Linked DNA regions of Homo sapiens: region 2 is linked to region 1. The links are chromatin loops, found by intact Hi-C in ENCODE. Cell type or tissue: heart left ventricle. All regions are shown on one strand. Each heading gives the region's core, and the rest is flanking DNA. Links, peaks and the distances in the headings are about the cores only.

Region 1 (10,362 bases), core at 1,129-9,128:
GAAAGCTCACCCGTGTTCTCACTTAGTGATGCTCCCCTGCCCCTCAGACGTAGGGAGGGTTTTTGGTAGATGTAGCAGATGGCAGAATATTAGCTTGGACCAGATGAAATTGCTGTTTGGAGGGTTAGAAAAGGTTACATCAGGGATTCCCTGCGGTTCTCCTCTTAGGTAACCCTCAGACAAAATCAGGCTGGTGTGGAGATCTTGGAGTTTGTATGGAGAATGGACAAGATCTGATGGTTGCTGGTGAAAGGGGAACTTAGGGTTGCTCCAGGGATGCGTGTGTTTAGGAGAAGGTGGGATGAGGAGCGACTTCTCAGGAGATTTGCTTGAGAGGATACCCCGGGGAGGGGCCTTTCCTCAGGCCACGAGGATCGCCTGGGGGGATGAACTGTGTGGTGCGTGCTGAGATGCCAAGTAGCTTTTAAAATCGGCTTTTACGAGAGATAATTTGGGTCATATTTTTCCCCTTGTTGGATTAAGGATAAATGGAAAGATGTTCTGAGCTTCTGCCCATGGCAAAGCATGGGGAGGTGCTTTTGTTGGTCACCAGGTGTCTTTCCTACAGTGTTGGGGTTTTTGAGTTGTTGTTAGGTTCTGACTGAAGGTAAAAGGTTATGTTTAATAAATGTGAGAAAATACTATTTGAAGCCTACTTTTGAAAACTCACTTTTTTTTTTTAACCTAGGCATTAATCCTTTGGTTGCGAGCTACTAGTCTGATTTTTACTTACCAGATTATCTTTCTGTCTGTCTTACTCTCTGGGTATCTTTTTCTGTCTCTGTTTCCCCGTGTGTGTGTGCACGTGTGTGTGTGCATGTCTGTATGTGCAGGTGTACGTACGTGTCTGCATGTGTGTGTGTGTGCGCGTGCATGACTGTGTGAGTGTGTGTCTGTGCATGTCTGTGTGACTGTGTGTGTGTGTGTGTATGTGCACGTGTGTGTGTGTGTTTCTCTCTGTCTCTGCCCTCTGTCTCTCTCTCTCTCTTATTGGTCTATCCAGAATTTCTGACTTGGAACGGAAATCTTCACAGTTGAATTCACGTGCGGTGTCTTTCTCCCCTTTGCTTTTTCAGTTCCTCCAGGAGTGATCCAAAATGGAGCGCGGGTCCTGAGCCGAGGGCTGTTTCCTGGCGTGCGGCCGCTGCCAATCACTCCCATTGGGGTGACAGCGGCCATGAGGTAAGTGGGGAGTGCGCTGGGCAGAGCCAGCCTGGGGAGTGGGAAGGGCAGCTTTCTGTCCACGGGGTCCCTTCTGGAGACAGAGAGGAGCTGCTTCGAACTAGTGACAGCAATAAACCTGGTTTGCGTGCTCAGAAATGTGAAAGTAACCCCAAGAACTCCCAATCCAAATGCCCCCTTCTCTTTCTCGGGCCACCAGATGATCCTGGTCTCTTTACAGATGAGGAGATGGAGGCAAGTTAAGTTTTTTATTCTAAGAAGGCAGGGTAAGAGGTGGGCAGAAGAAAACAGAAGGCAGGATATTAATTGGATTCTAGGCTAACGGGCCTAGCGCAAGACCCAGTCCTGTCCCTCCCCTGTCCTGTGACTCTGGGCTCAGTTCCTTCATCTGTGAAACTCCTGCCTCCTACCAGGGGTTGCGGGGAAAATCAAATGCAAAATCAGATGTGAGGCGAGCTTTGGTACGTGGTCTATAAATAGCAGGTGGCATCATTCCCCTGCTTCCAAGAATGAGGCCAGCTGCCAAACCGCATGAACCCTTCCTTGGGACATTTCTCTCCTCCATGCTCTCCATCTCCACTGTCAGCCCCGGATCAGGGTCCACCGCCAGCCTGCGGCCCTCATAGGCACCATTGGCGGAGCCTCCTCCCATCCGCCAGCTGCTTCTACACCCACTCCTGCCCATCCATCCACCACTGCCAGACCAGTTTCCTAACTCCGTGCCCCTCTAGCTGTCTGCAGAAGCACCTTCTGTGACTGCCCCTGCATCACCCTGATAGTCCTTCCTTCTCCTCGAGCCAAATGTGTTCCCCAAATATGCCCAGTATTGGCCCATCTTATTCATACAGTTTTGTCTGCATAGATTCCCCTCACCCTCATATGTAAGGCAGCACGTCCTTCAAAATCTGACACAAAAGATGATCCCTTCCCAATGCTTTTTTTAATGTGGTCTGGGAACCAGCATCAGAGAAACTTCTCTTTGCCGTGAACCGATTAGCCCCATGCTTTAGCCCTTCAATGAGTGACCCTGTATGGTAGCAGTTTCTCTGTGTGTCCCTTTCTGTCCTGGGTGCTTTGTGTCCTGAGGATGAGGGCTAGCTCTCAATCAGTTGTCTGATGCCGCATCACTATTGCATGTGCCAGGTCCTGGTTGCTTGTTTAGAAAAAGCCTGTCTCACTGAGCTGCATCCCTTGAAGGTACCATCCCTCTCCTTCTGCGTTTACGGATCAAGTTTGCACCTGAAGGCCATTTTGCTTTCATAGTGTTTCATGTCCAAAAGGAAACCAACCCAGAAAGTGTGTTTAGCTGGGCCTGAGGGAGAAGCAAGGTCAAACTCCCCTGCCGCGTGCAGCTTCTCCACGAGCTTGTCTTTTAACTCCTCCTGCTGTTGTCAGGACAAGTCGCATAATCTTCAGAGCAAAGGTCTATAGGTTCTGATAAGATGGGAAGTTGTTAGCAATTAGAATAGCAACAAATTATAAAACCACTTATCATTTCTACTAATCTGACAAGGGGATATTTTCCAAAAATACATGGAAAGGTTTTTCTTGTACCTCCCCGGTATCTTTCCTGGCTACTCTCAGGTCAATAATTCTTGAGTTCCTAAGTGGTAAGCCTCTTTCCATGAAGCCAAAATTCCAATGCTCTTACCTCACATTTATGAAAAAGACATACTCTGTTTTTCATTCTTTCTTAAAATCTTTCCTGTGTTGCCTCATAGTTTACCTTCTTGGTTGAGAAGACTTGGAGACTGTGAACTATTTTTGCTTGGAGCAACAATGTATTTTTATTAGCAGATTCTAAATATAGACTTACAGTTTATCCTCTTGACCATTTTTTTTAGTGCCTTCAAGAGTAGCTTTCACTATGGGCCCAGCCATACCTTATAGAAGGGCACAGAAAAGCCAGGCGGACAACAGGTGGACCTTCAACAGGAGCCGCCTTCTCATTTTAATTCTTACTCTCATGGCATTTATGATGACAAATTTTACTGATTAGTTCCCTCTTGAGGTGTTATTTCAACTACCGATGGTTTCTTTCTAGTTAGAGAATAACAAAGCACTGCAGCAAACAGTCTTGTTTCTGTTGAAAGTTGCCACTCATGCAGTCCACTGAGTGCCTCAGCTGGGCTCCTTCCAGAGTAAAAGAAAACAAGACAGCCTCTGAGCCAAACTTGTGTATCAGACAGGTTCAGTAGGGAGACAGAAACCACACCAAGTAATTGAACAGAGAGACTTTAATGTTAACCAGGGCTGGGTGTGGTGGCTCATGCCTATAATCTCAGCACTTTGGGAGGCTGAGGCAGGAGGATCACTTGAGGCCAGGAGTTCAAGACCAGCCTGAGCAACATAGGGAGATCCCAGCTCTACAAAAAGTTTAAAAATTCGCCGAGGCCGGGCACATTGGCTCACGCCTGTAATCCCAACACTGAGAGGCTCCGGCGGGTGGATCACTTGAGCTCAGGAATTTGAGACCAGCCTGGGCAACATGGCGAAAACTTATCTCTATTTAAAAAAAAAAAAAAAATGACCTGGGCATGGTGGCACACACCTGTGACCTAGCCACTCTGGAGGCTGAGGTGGGAGGATCCCTTGAGCCTGGGAGGTCAAGACTGCAGTGAGCCGAGATTACTCCACTGCACTCCAGCCTGGGTGACAGAGTGAGACCATGTAAAAATCAAAATGATTAGAAAGAAAGCAAAGCTGTGAACCAGGTAGGAAGTTATTAACTAGGTAACTGAAAGGGTAAAAGATGACTCAGGGTATCATGGAGAGAGTCATTGCAGGAGGCAGCTACCACCTCTAGGGTTGACGGAACAAAGGGAAGAGGTTGGAATGATCACCCCATGGAGCTGAAACTCACCTTTGCGTGGGGGGCAGGGACTAGGAAGCAGCCTCTGATGGTGCTGGTGCCCCTAAGGGAACACAGTTCTGCAAGTGCTGGAAAAACTGCAAACTGGGTTTGGCACCTCCGAGAATGAATGCTGCTGCTGAGGTACAGAGGCATTGCTGGGTGGCACAAGAACAGGAAACAGGCAGGAGCCAGTTCTATCTTTCTCCACCACCTTCTCAGTCTCTCTATGGCACCCCCTGGTGGCGGAGCCTCACATGGAACCCAGTGGTAAAGTCCAGCCCCAGCCCCAGCCCCAGCCCCAGCCCCAGTTTGGGAAACAGAGTAGAAGGGTGGGTTTGAGACTGAGTGGCAATAGCTTTGTAATGGCACAGCTTGCTTCATCTCTGTCCACTACAAAAGGATGTATAGTCTAATTAAGGAGTGACTTTCCTGAGCATCATAGGAGTTTTGAACAAAATCATTTTGGTAAAATGTGAAACCATAGTTTGCAGAAGCTAGGCAAGTTACGATTTGCATAAACAGATAACCAGTAAAGAGGCCGGGCACGATGGCTCACACCTGTAATCCCAGCACTTTGGGAGGCCGAGGCAGGCAGATCACCTGAGGTCAGGAGTTCAAGACCAGCCTGGCCAACATGGTGAAACATCATCTCTACTAAAAGTACAAAAATTAGCTGGGTGTGATGGTATGTGCCTGCAGTCCCAGCTACTCAGGAGGCTGAGATGGGAGAATCGCCTGAACCCAGGAGGTGGAGGTTGCAGTGAGCCGAAATTGTGCCATTGCACTCCAGCCTGGGCAACAGGGCAAGACTCTGTCAAAAAAAAAAAAAAAAAAAAAGAAAGAAAGAGAGAGAGAGATAACCAGTAAAGAAAACCATTGTGCATTAGCAGTTAATTGTCCAAATACCAATTCTGAACTTGCCCCCCTCAGTTTTAAGGGAAATTAGGGGAAGAGGGGTAGTAAGCTCTGGAACATTAGGGGTACTTGCTTGTAGTATCTTTGCCCTCTTTTTGTAGGGCAGGTAGTAGACACTGAGATGCTTTTGGAAAGAAGGAACACAAACATAGCTATGGAGGCATCTGCCTAATCAGTGTCTGTGTAAAACCCATTAAGAAGTGCTTGGGGAAAAACATCTTGTTTTGCATTTTCACATTCATCATAATTTTAACATTTTTAATTTGGCCACATGTCAGTGGAACCCAAACTCAGCCAAGGCTAAAAAGGAAAGCAGTGCAGTGGAGACTAGAACAACACAGAATGTTATCTCCCAGACCACGTGGCAGTGCCCAAGTATTCTGTGTGTGCTCAGATGTTTACAGGGGTTGCTGCCCCAGTCTGTTCAGCTGGGGCCCAGGGAGGGCGGGAGAGTCATTAGCACCCACTAAAGACCAATTTCCCACTCTCTTTTGTGTGACAGGTTTTCCTTGTGAATCTAAGCGACTTCTCCTTAAGTGAAAATATTTGTCTTTCAGGGATTTTTTTTTCCTCCACAGAGTGGCAAAGGCCATGTTTGTTTGTCTTAACTCTGAAACTGTTATTGACATAGATGAAGTGTTACTTTTATTAGCTGATCATTACACAGCTTCTATTTGCCAGGTTCCTTTGCATATAATTATGATGTGAAATCTCCTTGTAAGAGTATCTGTCAATAGTGTAATTGACTTTACGGTGTTGACTTTTTACTCAATAACCTCCAAGATTGGCCCATCCTTAGACGTTGGAAACCTGCTTATTTTTAAATTTGCCTGGGCGTCAAGTCCTCAAGACACATCATCCTCAAAATAACTACTCACACATCTTAAAGTTTTATGCCTGTGTCTTCGGCTGCTTTCCCAGGAAAATCCCTTGCAGAGATTGCATTGAATGGAACCCATGATGGATAGCCCTGGGAGAGCTGTTGCTGGCCTTCTTGGGAAGGAGGAGTCCCAGGTTTCTTACATTCACAGCATCGTGGGCTGTCCCACACCCTGGGTTGGGTCACAGCAACCTCCCTGGATCTCAGCCACCTTGCTTTTAACCTTTAGGGCTCTTTTTGATCCCTACATGCCTCATCAGGTGGCAGAAAAGAATGACATGTCCAGGGCTCGCTGGAGGATTGGGAAAAAGCTGATGTGGGGAAGGCCTGTTCTGTAGCAACTGAACCAACAAAATACGTACGTGAACTCAGGAACCACATTTCCTCGGTCCATCTCCTGCAGCCGTGTGACCTCAGGGAAGTGCCCATGGGCTTCTCAAGAGGAAACGTGTGTCTGCCTCATGTGTTATTTGGATTCACACACAGCTGTGTGCCCAGCACATAGTCAGCATTCTGTAGGTGTTTGATAAATAAGTAACATGGAAAGCCTCATGGATTCACCTAGCCTGTCTCTCACAGACCTTCCCAGGTTTCCTTCCTGAGCACTGGAACCTCAGGTACCCCAAAACCTTAGGAGAAGGCTTAAATTAAATTCATGCCACCTTTCAGCACAGAGTACATTTGTTGGCAAAGCCATTGGCTTTGAAGAGTGCTGGCCATAATCTGGACTACAAGTCTAGATCACCCTATTTGTTGCCAAATTATATGAGAGTTTCATCCAATCACCGTCTAAGGCTGCTTAATTTTATTTGGATCTCCAGCAACCTCAAGTGAAAAACTGCACTTCCCATGGAACATGAAGCAAGTCAGGCATTAATGGTCTGACTGTAGTAGCAAACATTAATTCTTAAGGTCATGTCAAAATAGAATCATCGGGAAAACCCATCTCTCAGCCTAAGTTCTGCTCCGGATCAGCTGTCTTTATCTCCTCCCTTGAGAAGATGTTTGTTTCAGTAGTGTAGGAAGGTGGCAACCTTTAGTATTAAGATAGGGTTGTTGTCCAATTATGTAACTTGAGGGTAAATTGGCTGCTGATCTTTTCTAGTGTTGTATTTTGTTCTGTATGTAAAGACCAAACACCTGTTGGCCTTTGTCTTTGAAATCATGGTCTTTGAAGGCAATTACAAAACTCAGTATTAGATTTTGCTTTGTAGTGGGAGGAGAAGAGAAAATACTAAAGAGCTAGGTTTAAGGGAAAGTGGGGAAAGAATCCCAGTTACACAAAGCATGCACTGAATTCCCTCCTGGGCCCATTTCAGCGAGCGTAGTTTTTGTTTTGGGCCCTTCTGGTCCAGAAATTTAAACAACGACCAGCAAACTGTGAAATTTGATCAACATTCTAGAGCTGCTCCTCATATTTCATATCAATGACGTTCGTTAATGCCTTTGAAAGTCCTGGTGGCTCCTTTTCATGTTGTACCTAGAAATCCTCCAAACTCCCAATGATTCTGGACTGTTGTAAATGCAAAACAATTCATGGAGGAGAGTTGTAGGATCACTCCTATTTGTGTTGTGTGATCTCTTGCAAAAAGGAAATCATGTTTATCTCAGTGGTTTAGGGGAGCAGTTTGCAGCTCATGGGAGAAAATTGTGGTCCCCCTGGATATTACCACTGAGTTAGAACTCTTAGAGCTGACCACCTGGCCCCTGGACGTCCTTTACCTTTTTAGCCATGCATCTGCCAGATTGCAGAATTCTAGGGCTGCTGGAAGGGATCTTAAACCTCACCTTGATTTTACAGCCGAGGCACAGGTAGAATTAGACTGGATTTTGTGAAAAAGGTAGGGAAGAGCTGTAAATTAACAAGTTAAATCAGTTTAATGACCTAAATGGCATCTCTCTCCTAGGTAGAATTTGATACCTGGTGAGAAGTATTTTATGCAACTTGTATTAAATGATTCTCTGCATGCTCCTTAGTATTTCCTATCATTCTTCGTAGTGTTCATCTTTACAGTTTGGGGAGGCTACTGTCTTTTTATTTTTATTTATTTATTTATTTGAGACAGGGTCTCGCTTTGTCACCCACACCAGAATGCAGTGGCACAATCACGGCTCACTGCAGCCTCATCCTCCCGGGCTCAAGTGATCCTACCACCTCTCAGCCTCTCAAGTGTTTGGGACTACAGGCACTCACCGCCACTCCTGGCTAATTCTTCTATTTTTTGTAAAGATGGCATCTTGCCATGTTGCCCAGGCTGATCTCGAACTCCTGGGCGCAAACAATCCACACACCTCAGCCTCCCAAAGTGCTAGGATTACAGGTGTGAGCCACAGTGCCCAGCCCTGAGTTTTTTAAATAACTAGAATAATACTGTGTCTTTCTTAACTTTGTTTTTTTAAAAACTCATATTAGGTTTCTTTGTTTTGTGACATCTAGCTGTAATTGAGTCATTTTCACTGCTATATAATATCCCATTATGTGACTATACTATCATTTTTTTAAAAAAGACATTTGGATCATTAATAGTTCTTTGATATTACAAGCAGTGCTACTGTGGAAATTCTTATACATGTCTCAGATTCATTTAAGATGTCTAGGAGTGAAATTGTTGATTTATAGGGTATGTACATGCTCAGCTTTACAAGGTAATGCCACATTGTTTTGTAAAGTGCTTGTTTCCAATTACACTGCCACCAGCAGAGTGTGATGGTCCCTAGTCCTCCACATCTTCACACACATTTAGAATTGTCATGCTTTGTCATTTCAACCAATCTGGTAGGTACGTAATGGTATCTCATTGTACTTTAATTTATATTTCCCTTTTTACTAAAGATGTTGCACAGTTTTTCATATATTTAAGGGGCTCTTTGAATATATTATTTTATGGATTTCCTGTTTAGCATTTTGCTCATTTTTCTACTGGGTTCCCTTTTTTCTTCTCTTCATAGGAGTTCTTGGTATAGTCTACATATCAATCTTGTATTGACTACATATGTTGCAGATTTTCTAAGTTTGCGGATGGTCTTTTCACTCTCTTTCAATTTCCATTCTTATTAATCACATTTATCAATCTTTTTATGAAATCTGGTGTCTTAAAAATTTATTTCCCTACTCTATGGTCATATAGTCTCCTATAGTATTTTTCTAAAAGATTGAAAGTTTTTTGCTTTCACATTTAAGTCTTATTATTTGAGTCTCTAATCCATCTGGAGTTACAGTGTGAGATAAAGATACACTTAAATATTTTTCAAATAATAAACAGTTATCTCAGCATCACTTATTAAGTAGCCCCTCTTTTTCCCACTGATATGAAATGCTAGCTCTGATATATATCAGGTTTCTTTCTATTTGTGGGTTTATTTTGGGGACTCTTGGTCCTATTTCATATTTTCCTGTACCATGGCAATACCACAGTGTCTGAATTATGATATCTTTGTAAGTTCTTAAGTCTGGGAGCACATGTTCTCTCACCTTGTTCTTTTTAAAGTGTCTTTGCTATTCTTGGCTCTTTGCAGTTGCGTATAAACTTTATAATCAGCTTGATAAACTGCAAGGGAGTGCGCGAACAAGAAAAACAAAGAAAAGACACCCTATTATGGTTCCTGACTAGAGTGGTATGGAATCTCTACATCAATTTGTTGTGGATTAATACTCCTATATTGAATGCTAGGTGCAGTGGCATGCACCTGTAGTCCCAGCTACTCAGGAGGCTGAGGCGGGAGGGTTGCTTAAAGCCCGGGAGTTTGAGGCCAGCCTGTACATAGTGAGACCCTGACTCTTAACAACAAAACCTCCTTTTTGCATCTTTCAGTCCATGAGCATGTATAGTTCTCCATTTACTTAAATCTTACAGTGCCTCTCATTGTAGCTTTATGATTTTTTTCCCTAAAGTTCTTATGCCTGTTCAGTTAGATTTATTCTACATGGAATAGATTCTTTTTCATGCTGTTATAAATTTTACAAATTAATATGATGTATTTTCTACTTGCTGCTAATATATGGAAATGCAATTTATTTCACATTATTGATTTTTTTCCAGCAACCTTGCTAAATAAACTGCATTAGTAACTCTAACAGTTTATAGATTCTTCTGTGCACAAATCATATCTTTTGTCAATACTGGTGGGGTTTTTTTCCCTAATTATTGTATCTTTTCTTTTTCCTGTCCTATTGCACAGTCCAGGACCTCTGAATAGAAGTTATGATAACAGGCATCTTTGTGTTATTTCATATTTTAAATGGACCCATGTTACTGATTCACAGTTGATAGGACATTAGTTAAAGGTTTCTTAGGAAATATGCTTTATCATAACAAAATTATTCTATTCATACTTTGCTGTGATATTTTTATCATGAGTGGTTATTGAGTTTCATAAAAAAAAGTTTGCATTGTTAAGATAACTATAAAATTTTTCTTTCTTTTTTTTACTGTGGTGAATTATACTATAAATTTGTCGTTTTGAACAAAACTTGCATTTCTGAATATACTTGCTTATGATACTTTTTTTTACATATTACTGGAGTTGCCAA
Region 2 (10,362 bases), core at 1,057-9,056, 130 kb before region 1:
CCCACCCCCGCATGGGTAGGATGGCACTTAGCGACGTTCTATTTTCACACAGAGAAGAGTTCATACTGTCAGGCTTAGATACAGACCTGTTTTTAGAGATCTGGGCTTGCCCAGTCTTGGTGACTTAAGGCAGCGGAAACTCCTCTTTCAGGTAGGTCTGTGACTGCAGACTGAGAGCCCCAGGCAGCCAACGCCATCGGTCACTCTTGGCAGAGCTTAATTGGGTTTTCATTACTAAGTGAGATTCTTTTTACTGAGTGAGGTGAGGCTCAAGCCTGCCATTTCAGCATTAAACCAGAAAATGGTTCCGTCGCACCCCTGTGGGAATCTGCTGTAGAGGCCGGGCCTTGGCTGGCTGTGGAAGGGTTAAAACGCACACCCAGAGGGCAGAGAGCAGACTCCAGAGACCCCCCTGGGCTAAAGTGCATCTCCCCCTCAGCCTCTGCCTTGGTTTTGCTGTTGCTCCAATGGTTAGTTATACCCAGTTAACGAAGTGTTCAGATTCCTTTTTCTTTGCTTAAAGCACAGACTTTTCTGTGAAATCTGCTTCCCCCATTTTCTTGTTTATAAATTTTTAATTCTAATACCAGAGGCCACCCGTGTCATGGAAACAGCGGTGACCTGGTTTCCAGGTGCCCCTCTGCGCCTGCCCAGTGAGTGACTGTGGGTGAGTCCTGGAACACACCTCCCCTAACCCCAATCTCGTGTTCCGATGGGTAAAGAGAAGTGGTGGCACGTGGCAACTCCTGGAGGCTTGGAAATGGGGTCCTAGAATATTAATCCAAAGTGGCTGCAGGGTGCGCCAAGTCCAGCCATCACACTTAACGGAGGAGAGGCCCTGGAGAGATTGAATGGCCTGTAAGCTGTGATGTTGAAGGGAGACCCTCAAACCTGGTGTATCGTAGTTTGGATTTCTGAATATAAAGAGCATTTAAACTACTACAAGGAAAAATAAAAAAACAAACAAAGAGACAGTTTTATAGTCATCAAGGAAATCCCATACACAGGCCCCAGACCACCGTGCGGCCAGGCCTCAAGGGAACTAGTGCCTGGAACAGGAGACCCCTCAGGCTGCAAGAGCTGTCCCCAGGGGCTTCAGATACCTGTTCCTCTGTCCTCCTCTGCCTGGGTTCCATTAGCCTCTGCAGGAACCAGGCTCCCCTGCTGTGCTTACCTGTCCTTCGCTGCCTCCTTCCATTTGTTCACAGTGTGTTACATCTGCTCAGGCCACAGCTGCTTTCTGGCCTCCTAGCAGCTTCTCCTTTCTCTACCTCCTCCTTAAAGAATCTACTCATTTAATTCTAGTCTTGGGGACTCTGAATGACTCAGCTTCTCTTTTTGAGCCAGGCCAACTAGGCCATAGGTTACTTGAACTCCTATGTTTTGTGTCCAGTTCTGGGGCCAGATTCTGCTTCTTCCCGTAGTATGTGGCCACGGATGTGGGTTCAGGCGTTATAAGGACAGTGTGGGCCAGGAGCTCCCAAAGACCCGCAACTTCACCAGGTATCTTCATTCACAGAATGACACCTTTCCCCAGGTACAGCCTGAAGACAGTGGGATTATTTTCAGAGTAGACTGGAGACCCATAGTGGCCACAGCAAGTGCGTGCATCTGCACAGAACGGTGCGGGACATCTCGAACAAATTCCAGAAGATTCGAGCTCATTTTAGGAGAGCTAATTCCATCCTGCAGGATTAGGGACAGAAATATACAATTTTTTCATTTGTCTTCTTTTTGTTTGTCTGTTTGTTCATTTGTTTTGAAACAGGGTCTCACTCTGGCACCCAGGGTGGAGTGCAGTGGTACAGTCTCTGCTCACTGAAGCCTCACCTCCCAGGTTCAAATGATTCTCGTGCCTCAGCCTCCCGAGTAGCTGGGATTATAGGCGGGTGCCACCACGCCTGGCTAAACTGTGTATTTTTGGTAGAGACAGGGTTTCACCATGTTGCCCAGGCTGGTCTTGAACTCCTGACCTCAGATGATCCGCCCACCTCGGCCTCCCAAAGTGCTGGGATTACAGGTGTGAGCCACTGCTCCCGGCCTAATTTTTCATTTTGATGTTATTTTCATGCTCTTCTTCCAAAAATGCAAATACTGACAAAACTTGAAGATCTTTGTTCTTTTCTTTATGTCGGTGCAGAGTGTACAAAAGTTACCTATATCGGGCACACATTGAAATTTGCATTAGCAGAGACTGCTATAGGATTTACTTATGAGTGATTCTGAAAGGTTAAGAATGGCACTTTTTCTAAGCTTTGGTTGAGGTTGGGATTGGGAAGGATGGTTCCTCTCACCATGGTTATGCAAAAACTATGGGTTGTAATAGGATGCAAACACGTGTCTCCCAAGAATAAGCAGAGGTGCAGGCTGCCAACGAGCTTTAAGAAATACTGTGGCTCGGTAAATGGAGAACCGAAGGGAGAGAGGGTAGCAAAAGCAAAGAGACCTTTGGTGTTTCCGACTTTCACGAGAGCCTGTCCAAATTTTCATCTGCATCAGCACTTTTCTAGCAAAGTTCACCGGCCATCCAGCATTATCTGGTGGGCGGCCTTATTTACACACATATATATAATTGATTCCATATTCCTCTCAGACCTACAAACAGTACCCATGTTTGTTTTTAATAACCAGAATTATTTCAGCTTAAAAAAAGGTGTAGATTTACATAGACAGTCTGATGAGTGCCTCAGATTGTTCCATTAGTAACACAGAGGAGAAACAATCTTAAGAAAAACATTTTGAATTTGTGTGTGGAGGTGGAGAGAGGATTGGGTTAGTGAAATCAGAAAGCTTCCAAGTAATGATTATTACATTTAATAATAATTAGATTAGCGTTCCACAGGGACTGTTTTCTGGAAATTTTGGTAGGACAGTCACTGAGTAACACACACACTCAGAGCAACCTAGGTTTCAGGCCATTGGGTGGGACATGGCCTATTTGCTTTGTTTTGGTCGCGTTTAAAGTTAATCCAAAATCAATTTCTTTTTCAAGATTAAAATGTCACTACTCTGTCTTCCACTTCAGGCTTCTGCAAACTTTTTCTATGAAGGGTCATGTAGTAACTGTTTAGCACAAAATAGACGTACACATAAACAAGTGAGTGTGTTGTGTCCCAATAAAATGTTATTTATGGCATTGAAGTTTGAATTTCATATAATTTTCACTTGTCAAGAAATAATATTCTTCTTTTGATTCTTTTTTCCCTGACCATTACCAAATGTCAAAGCCATACTTAGCTTCCAGCTAGTACAGTTTGGTTCATAATTTGCCAACCCCCGTCCTAGTTCTGACTTTGTAGTCAGAATTTTGTCTTTTGGGGAGAAAACTCCACTTTGCATATGAAGGAGAACCAAAATGGGCCGGGCGCGGTGGCTCACGCCTGTAATCCCAGCACTTTGGAAGGCTGAGGCGGGCGGATCACGAGTTCAGGAGATTGAGACCATGCTGGCTAACACAGTGAAACCCCGTCTCTACTAAAAATACAAAAAAATTAGCCGGGCGTGGTGGTGGGCGCCTGTAGTCCCAGCTACTCAGAGGCTGAGGCAGGAGAATAGCGTGAACCCAGGAGGCGGAGCTTGCAGTGAACCGAGATGGTGCCACTGTACTCCAGCCTGGGCAACAGAGCAAGACTCCGTCTCTCCGTCTCAAAAAAAAAAAAGAGAACCAAAGTGTGTGTGTGTGTGTGTGTGCATGCGTCTGTGTGTCTGTGAGTGTGTGTGTGTGTGTTGAGCTTTTCTGTTTCTTCAGCTCCCCTCTTGGGGATGAAGCAGGGTCTCTAGACATTAGAACTCCGGTTGTTGGAGCCTGCCACCAGCAGTTTAGTGCTGATGGCAAGGAGGCTCGCCTCAGGGACTGAAAAACTCTTCTCCACACAGAGAATTCTAAATGACTCTTGAAATAGAGGGAATTGAGAATGCAGACAAAGGCAGAAACTTGAGAGGAAAGCTGCTGAGCATTATATGCACATAGCTCTGTAAGGGTTGTGAAAATGGTGGTGGTGTTCTCATAATTTCTTTGCAAATATATATGTATTTTAAAAGGCTTAGGTCTCTCAGCTGCTTCTTTTCATCCTTATTCTTAGAGAAGTAGGCAAAAGACATGCTTCCACAAATTATAAACACCTGGTTTTGTTTAGTATCCTATTGAGGGAAATTAGGAAAGTTGCAGAAACATTCAGTTTTCCTAAATTGTTTTACAAAACCTGTGACAATGCACTGCAGACATATGCATTGTATTTAGTTAGATCCGTTTAATAAGAATCATTCTTATCAGGGCACCTCCCAAATCCTTCATAAATATAAGGCTTTTAAATATTTGTCTCCTTTTATAATTAGTCTAGATTTAGCAGTGGGTCTTCCTGATTTGGGAGGAAGCATGCTTCATGGTTGCCTGGCAACAGCTAATCGTGGTATTAGGGGCCAACAAAACAGTTGGCAGAAACTGTAAATTCTTTTGTCTTGTTAACAAAAAATGATAGTTAAAGATACAGCAGTATGTTAAGTCTGTTCTGTTGTTCAAACATATAACTTACGTGATAAATTCCTATGCTAATATAACCTCAGTGTGCTGCTCAAATTTATAGCTTGTTTAGAGAACCTGCTCACTTCGTACTTGGGTCACATGTCATCTGCTCATGGTACTGAAACTCATCGGGTAGGACAGTGATGTCATAGAGGCGTCCTTTTCTCAAGGGCTCTTAAGATGAATCTGAGGTTTTTGTTGAACGATGGGTTCTGAAACATATGTGAAGCTCCAGCATAAACGTCTGAAGTCAGGATTCTGGTTCTTAAGCAGGAGCCGCGAGTTCACCATCGATGACCTCAGTTCCCATCTCCTAGTGGCCCTCAGTGGGTACAGACACCAGCACCCGGCCTGTGTGATCCGTCCTGGTGCTGGCCAGGCCTTCCTCTCGTCCCCTCCAGATCAGCCGGGCTCAGCGTAAGTTTTCTAGGACAACTTCGTAAAATGAATTCTCATTTCATAAGCAAATATAGTGTGAGTCATGCTTTGGCCACATAGAATTAAGAAGGAAGAAAAAACACTATTTATTTGGTTGGTACTTTTTTTTTTTTTTTTTTTAAGAAACTACACTGTATTCCAGATTTGTCCGCAGATCACTGTCAGCTTCCTCTCCTCTGGGTATATGTTTTTAAAGGACGTTGTCTATTATGGGTCAGGGTCCCCCGCTCCACCAGGCACTTCGGTGTGTATTTTCTCACTTAACTCCCAGCTCTGTGCAGAAGGTCTGGGAGACACCAGTGCTTAAGCCAAGTTTTATGGGGGCCAGACGAGGAGCAGCCGGGTTGAATGCCCAGGTTTTCTCTGGTTTCCAAGCCCATACTCTGCTTTATCCTTAGTTTTGGGCCCAGTTTTCAGAACACATCCAGAATCATCCATTTGCCCAGCAAACCAACATAAGGTATCAAATGAATGGCCAAGATGTTGAATGTATTTCATCCTTTGTTTCCTTGATTTCTAAAAAAACAGCCCTTAGATATTTTTAACAGAATTTTTAAAAAGCACCCCCTGTTGTCTAAGTTCTCTTTTCTATATGATCTTTGCCGCCTCTCCTGCCCCCACCTCCACCATAGTCAGAAATCTCACATCTCAACAAACATCTCTCTCCTGTCTTCACCGCGGTTCTGCTCACAGCCACTTTCCCCTTCAAACTGGACATTTTGGATTTTCCCTGCTAACCTTACCGCCCCTTCCCGCCCCTTCCCGGGCTCCAGCTCAGCAGGAAGAAATGTCGTCAGCAGAGGCTGCAAACCCAAGCCTGTCCCTTTTCAGTGGTATTTTTACTACGAGCTGAACTACTTCAGCATCATGTAAACACGCTGGAGTGTGTTCACAGCTGCCTCTCTTTTAAAGTTGAACCAGCTCAGAACTAAAAGGGGAACTGCTTTCAGGTTCTGTTCAAGTTTGCATGTGACAGCATCAAAGCTATTTTTAGCAGAGTGATCACCGGCAAGAAGCTGGAAACGGCTGCCTTCAACTATCAACAGTGGAAAGAAAGGATCATTTATGGACTGCTGCAGCTCTTGAGTCCATTTATATGGGAGACACAGGGGTGTGTAAATCTCTTCTTCAAAGTTACAAGGCGTCTTGTCCCCCATCACCTTTGCAGAGACAGGGCAGTGTTAATTTAGTGCTTGGTTGCCTGGGCTCCAAGTTAAAGTAGATACACTGATAATAGTGAATTATAGGACTGTCCTCAATGTCTGTTCTGAGAAGAAGGCGATGTATAGATGCTCAGAAACATCCATTAAACTTTTGAAGTGTTTGTATTGTTTCTTCAGTTTTCCTTTTCTTTTCTGTAGATCACCAAACTCAAGAGACAGCAGGAAACGGGAGGTAGTTATGTAAGCATCATGGCAATGAAGAGAGCATGAGTCACTTACTAGCCATGCGACCCTCATTAAGTGACTTTTCCTTTCTGAATTAAGTGTTCTTAGCTGCAAAATGAGGATCATAATACCAGCCCTATATACTTTATAGGGCTAGTTTTTTTTTTGTTTTTTTTTTTTAGCAGATGTTTATTGAACACCTACTCCATGCCAGCTCCTGGGGACATGAGCTGAATCAGATCGTCAGTGTCTTCAGAGAGCTCACAGTCTAGCTCCATAAATAACTAACTTATAATACCCTGTGTTTCATGGAAAGGAGACAGCATAAGACAGATAGGATCTGCTCTCAGCATGGAGGGAGGCAGGAAGAAGACAGGAGGAGCAGTATTTTCAAGACAGCATAAAAGTTTGCAAAGAAAACAAGGGAGTGAGGGACATTCCAAGCAGGGGCAACTGAGTAGCAATGACAGAGGTCAAAGGCGCTCTGGTGTCTCCAAGGGACCATGAGCAACTTGGTATTGTCAGAGCGAAAAAAACTAAAAGACAAGGGGTGGCAGGAGAAGCTGGAGCAAGTGGAGCCAATTGTTTAGTGCTAAAGAACCTGGAAGTGGCACAGGTCACAGGGAGCCAGGAGTCATTTTGAGCACACGATTGACTGGATTATACACAAATTAAAGTGGAGTCATTGCTAGCAAAAGTCCCTGAATCTGTGTATATGAAGTGGTAGCAGTTTAGTGCAGGCAAAGAATGCCCTACACATAAAGTGTCCTCCCTGGAAAGGCTAAGCTGTAGCACAGTACTAAAACTTGGTGGCCTGTGACTCCTTTGAACAATGCCTTTGAAGAGGGCGGAGGTGGGCAGCCTTTGAAGAGGGTGGAGGTGGACAGAGAAGGGCAGATGAAAGGGAGAGAAGTAGCATACCTTCTCAGACCCGATTGGTACTGGGCTCTGCAAGTGGCTTTGGAGGATAAGTCACATCCTTCAGGAGCTTTCAGGCCAGGTAGCATTGAAGAGGAAGGCACGAGCCTTGGCAGCGGTGTGTGGCCTGTGTGTGCTCAGGGGACTTGCAAAGGTGAGCCCAATGACCCAGCACCAAGAAGCACAGCCCATGTGTGTGAGTCAGTTTCCTCCAAAGGTTTCAGGAGGCTAAGGTTTTTCGGGTTATGTTTAAAGCTTCAATTGTGTGGTCCTCTTTATTCGCCATAGGAATTCAAAGAAGAGGGAAGCACAGAACAAAACAAAGTAAAACAAAGCAAAACCCTCACAATCATACGTAACTGTTTACACCCAGAAAGAAAGGTGCTGAGAAGGCATGGTGTGCTACCACATTTTGTAAAGCTTGATGGACACACCCTCATAGTTACATAACTATGGCCAAGAAGTGACATTACTCTTTTGAAACTATGTTCTCTTCGAATTTAATGCTATCATGGAAGTTCAGCAACATTATTTGCCTCAGTTCACTTCCAGGAGAGGAATAGATGTTTCTATAGTTTTTCTCGAAGCATCGAATGGGTATTAGGTACTAGGTGTGTAAGAATCAGTTTCTTCGGCTCCAGCCCATGTGATGGTGGAAGAAAACCAACGCACTTGGCCTTCCCAACCATTTCGTTTTGGGTTTTCCTGAGCTACACTATGTGGGGAGGGACTGAGAGAGGGACACGTGGGACAGTTTGCGAACAGCAGAGAGTCACAAGCAAGGAAAAGGTTGGTACAGGTGGTGAGGGAGGTGGCCAGAGGTCACCGGGAAAGGAGTGAGTAGACAGGGTACCTTTGAGGTCGGGCCGGGCCTTTCTGCTCAGTTGGAAGTATCAGGACAAAGACATGGTTAAGGCGCTGATGCCCATCACAGTACTTTGTTGCCTTGGGAGACAGAAGAGATTACTTTTTGGAATTTTTTTTTTATTTTGAGACAGAGTCTCACTCTGTAGCCCAGGCTGGAGTGCAGTGGCATGATCTCGGCCCACTGCAACCTCTGCCTCCCGGGTTCAAGCAGTTCTCCTACCTCAGCCTCCCAAGCAGCTGGGATTACAGGAGCCTGCCACTGCACCCAGGTAATTTTTGTATATTTAGTAGAGACGGGCTTTCACCATGATGGCCAGTCTGGTCTTGAACTCCTGACCTCGTGATCCATCTGCCTCGGCCTCCCAAAGTGCTGGGATTACAGGCGTGAGCCACCGAGCCCCACCACATTTTTTTTTAAGATGGGGTATCACTCTGTCACGCAGTCTGGAGCGCAGTGGCATGATCATGGCTCATGGCAGCCACAAGTTCCTGGGTTCAAGTGATCCTCCCATTTCAGCCTCCTGAGTAGCTGGGACTGCAGGTGCGTGCCACCACACCTGGCTAATTTTTTTTTTTTTTCTTTTGTAGAGATGGGATCTCCCTATGTTACCCAAGCTGGTCTCAAACTCCTGGGCTCAAGCAGTCTTCCTGCCTCAGTCTCCCAAAATGGTAGGATTATAGGCATGTCTTACATTTTGGAAATTTAAAATCACTTTGTCACTTTGAAGCCAACCATAAATAGATGTAATAAACCATAGGAAAAATGTTTTATAAAAAATAAACATCTGAGGCTGGGTGCAGTGGCTCATGCCTGTAATCCTAGCACTTTGTGAGGCCAAGCCAGGCAGATCACTTGAGGTCAAGAGTTTGAAACCAGCCTGGCCAACATGGTGAAACCCCGTCTCTACTAAAAAAAAAAGCAAAAAAATTAGCCGGGCATGGGGACAGGCACCTATAATCCCAGCTACGTGGAAGGCTGAGGCAAGAGAATCGCTTGAACCTTGGAGGCGGAGGTTGCAGTGAGCCGAGATTGTGCCACTGCACTCCAGCCTGAGCAACAGAGCGAGACTCCATCTCAAATAAATAAATAAACAAATGAACAAACAAACATCTGCACTATTACATACAACTGTAGCAATTGAGTGCCCAGATTAGGTCTTCCTGATACAGCATTTAGATCGAGGTGTCCCTTCTATGTCATCAGCTTTCCAAAATCAGTGTTTATGTCTCTCATCTTCGTGGTGGACTATGGGATGGGACTAGCTGTCAAAGGGAGGAAATGAATAATCAAGGGAAATCACAATTTCTCCACAAATAGGTTATTTTCTTGTCTGTGACTGGTTTTCAGCATCATAGGAAGTACCGGGAGCCAGACTGTCAAAAACTTGGATTAAAACATATACATTTCTTGGCTGGGCACAGTGGCTCACGCCTGTAAACCCATCACTCTGGGAGGCCGAGGCAGGTGGATCACCTGAGGTCAGGAGTTCGAGACCAACCTGGCCAACATAGTGAAACCCTGTCTCTATACAAATAGAAAAATTATCTGGGCATGATGGCGGGTGCCTGTAATCCCAACTACTTGGGAGGCTGAGGCAGGAGAATCACTTGAACCTGGGAGGTAGAGGTTGCAATGAGCCAAGATCATGCCATTGCACTCCAGCCTGGATGACAGAGCGAGGCTCCATCTCAAAAAAAAAAAAAAAAAAAAGTACATTTCTTGATCTCGCTTGAAATCCTGAAAGATAAATAGGTCATAGTGACTTTTGCCTTTATTATTGAGGTACTTCTGCTGAATGTTGTATCAGTTCATGGAGTAATGAGGGAATTGTGTTACTCACATTATATAATGGGCAGTGTGTAGTTGTTGGTCACCACCTCAAAATGATGCTGCTGTGCTGGGACAGAAGATGCAAGTGTGGCCAGCCTTCTTGCTTCCTTGCGATTCAGTTCAAGTTGAAATGATATTTTTACTCACCATGTGTTTGCTCTTGATGGAGGGGATTTTAGATAAGCTTTTGCCACTGTCTTTGGATCAAGCACCCTGGCCATACTAACATTGTCTAGTCCTCAGCTGGTTCCACCTGTTGCACTGGTGCCATTTGTACCATTGTCAAGACCTCCGTGAAACTGTTGCCAAAGGAAGGAGGGAGTGGCTGGGCTTCCTCAGTCTCAGAGTCCCTCCAGTCCAGACTTGGCCACCTGGTCCCTCTCTGGGGTCAGCACGGC

What was found. Peaks named below come from ENCODE experiments on the same cell type or tissue, not always from the same donor. Only the 100,000 strongest peaks of a DNase experiment are listed, where the experiment ranks them.
Region 2: a loop joins it to region 1, with 4 times the contacts of the local background. A loop is called at or near these places in 7 of 110 quality-filtered maps.

What each region holds. Positions count from the first base shown.
Region 1 is chr14:89,171,521-89,181,882 of GRCh38, reverse strand. It overlaps FOXN3 (forkhead box N3), which reads left to right. Exons shown (of 6, transcript NM_005197.4): 5 at 1,077-1,182. Among named protein-coding and RNA genes, the nearest start is that of FOXN3-AS3, 170 kb to the left of the region's middle. RefSeq lists an enhancer at 6,185-6,686. In heart left ventricle, for the core only: a CTCF peak has its summit at 4,274 (motif pointing left); a DNase peak (open chromatin) is centred at 4,272; H3K27ac peaks cover 527 bases.
Region 2 is chr14:89,299,663-89,310,024 of GRCh38, reverse strand. All of the region lies in intron 3 of FOXN3 (forkhead box N3), which reads left to right. Among named protein-coding and RNA genes, the nearest start is that of FOXN3-AS3, 45 kb to the left of the region's middle. RefSeq lists enhancers at 1,015-1,064, 633-1,133, 1,195-1,574, 4,667-4,936, 5,850-6,049 and 3 more. In heart left ventricle, for the core only: no CTCF peak of the experiment used is centred there; DNase peaks (open chromatin) are centred at 4,878 and 5,713; H3K4me3 peaks cover 1,085 bases; H3K27ac peaks cover 3,693 bases.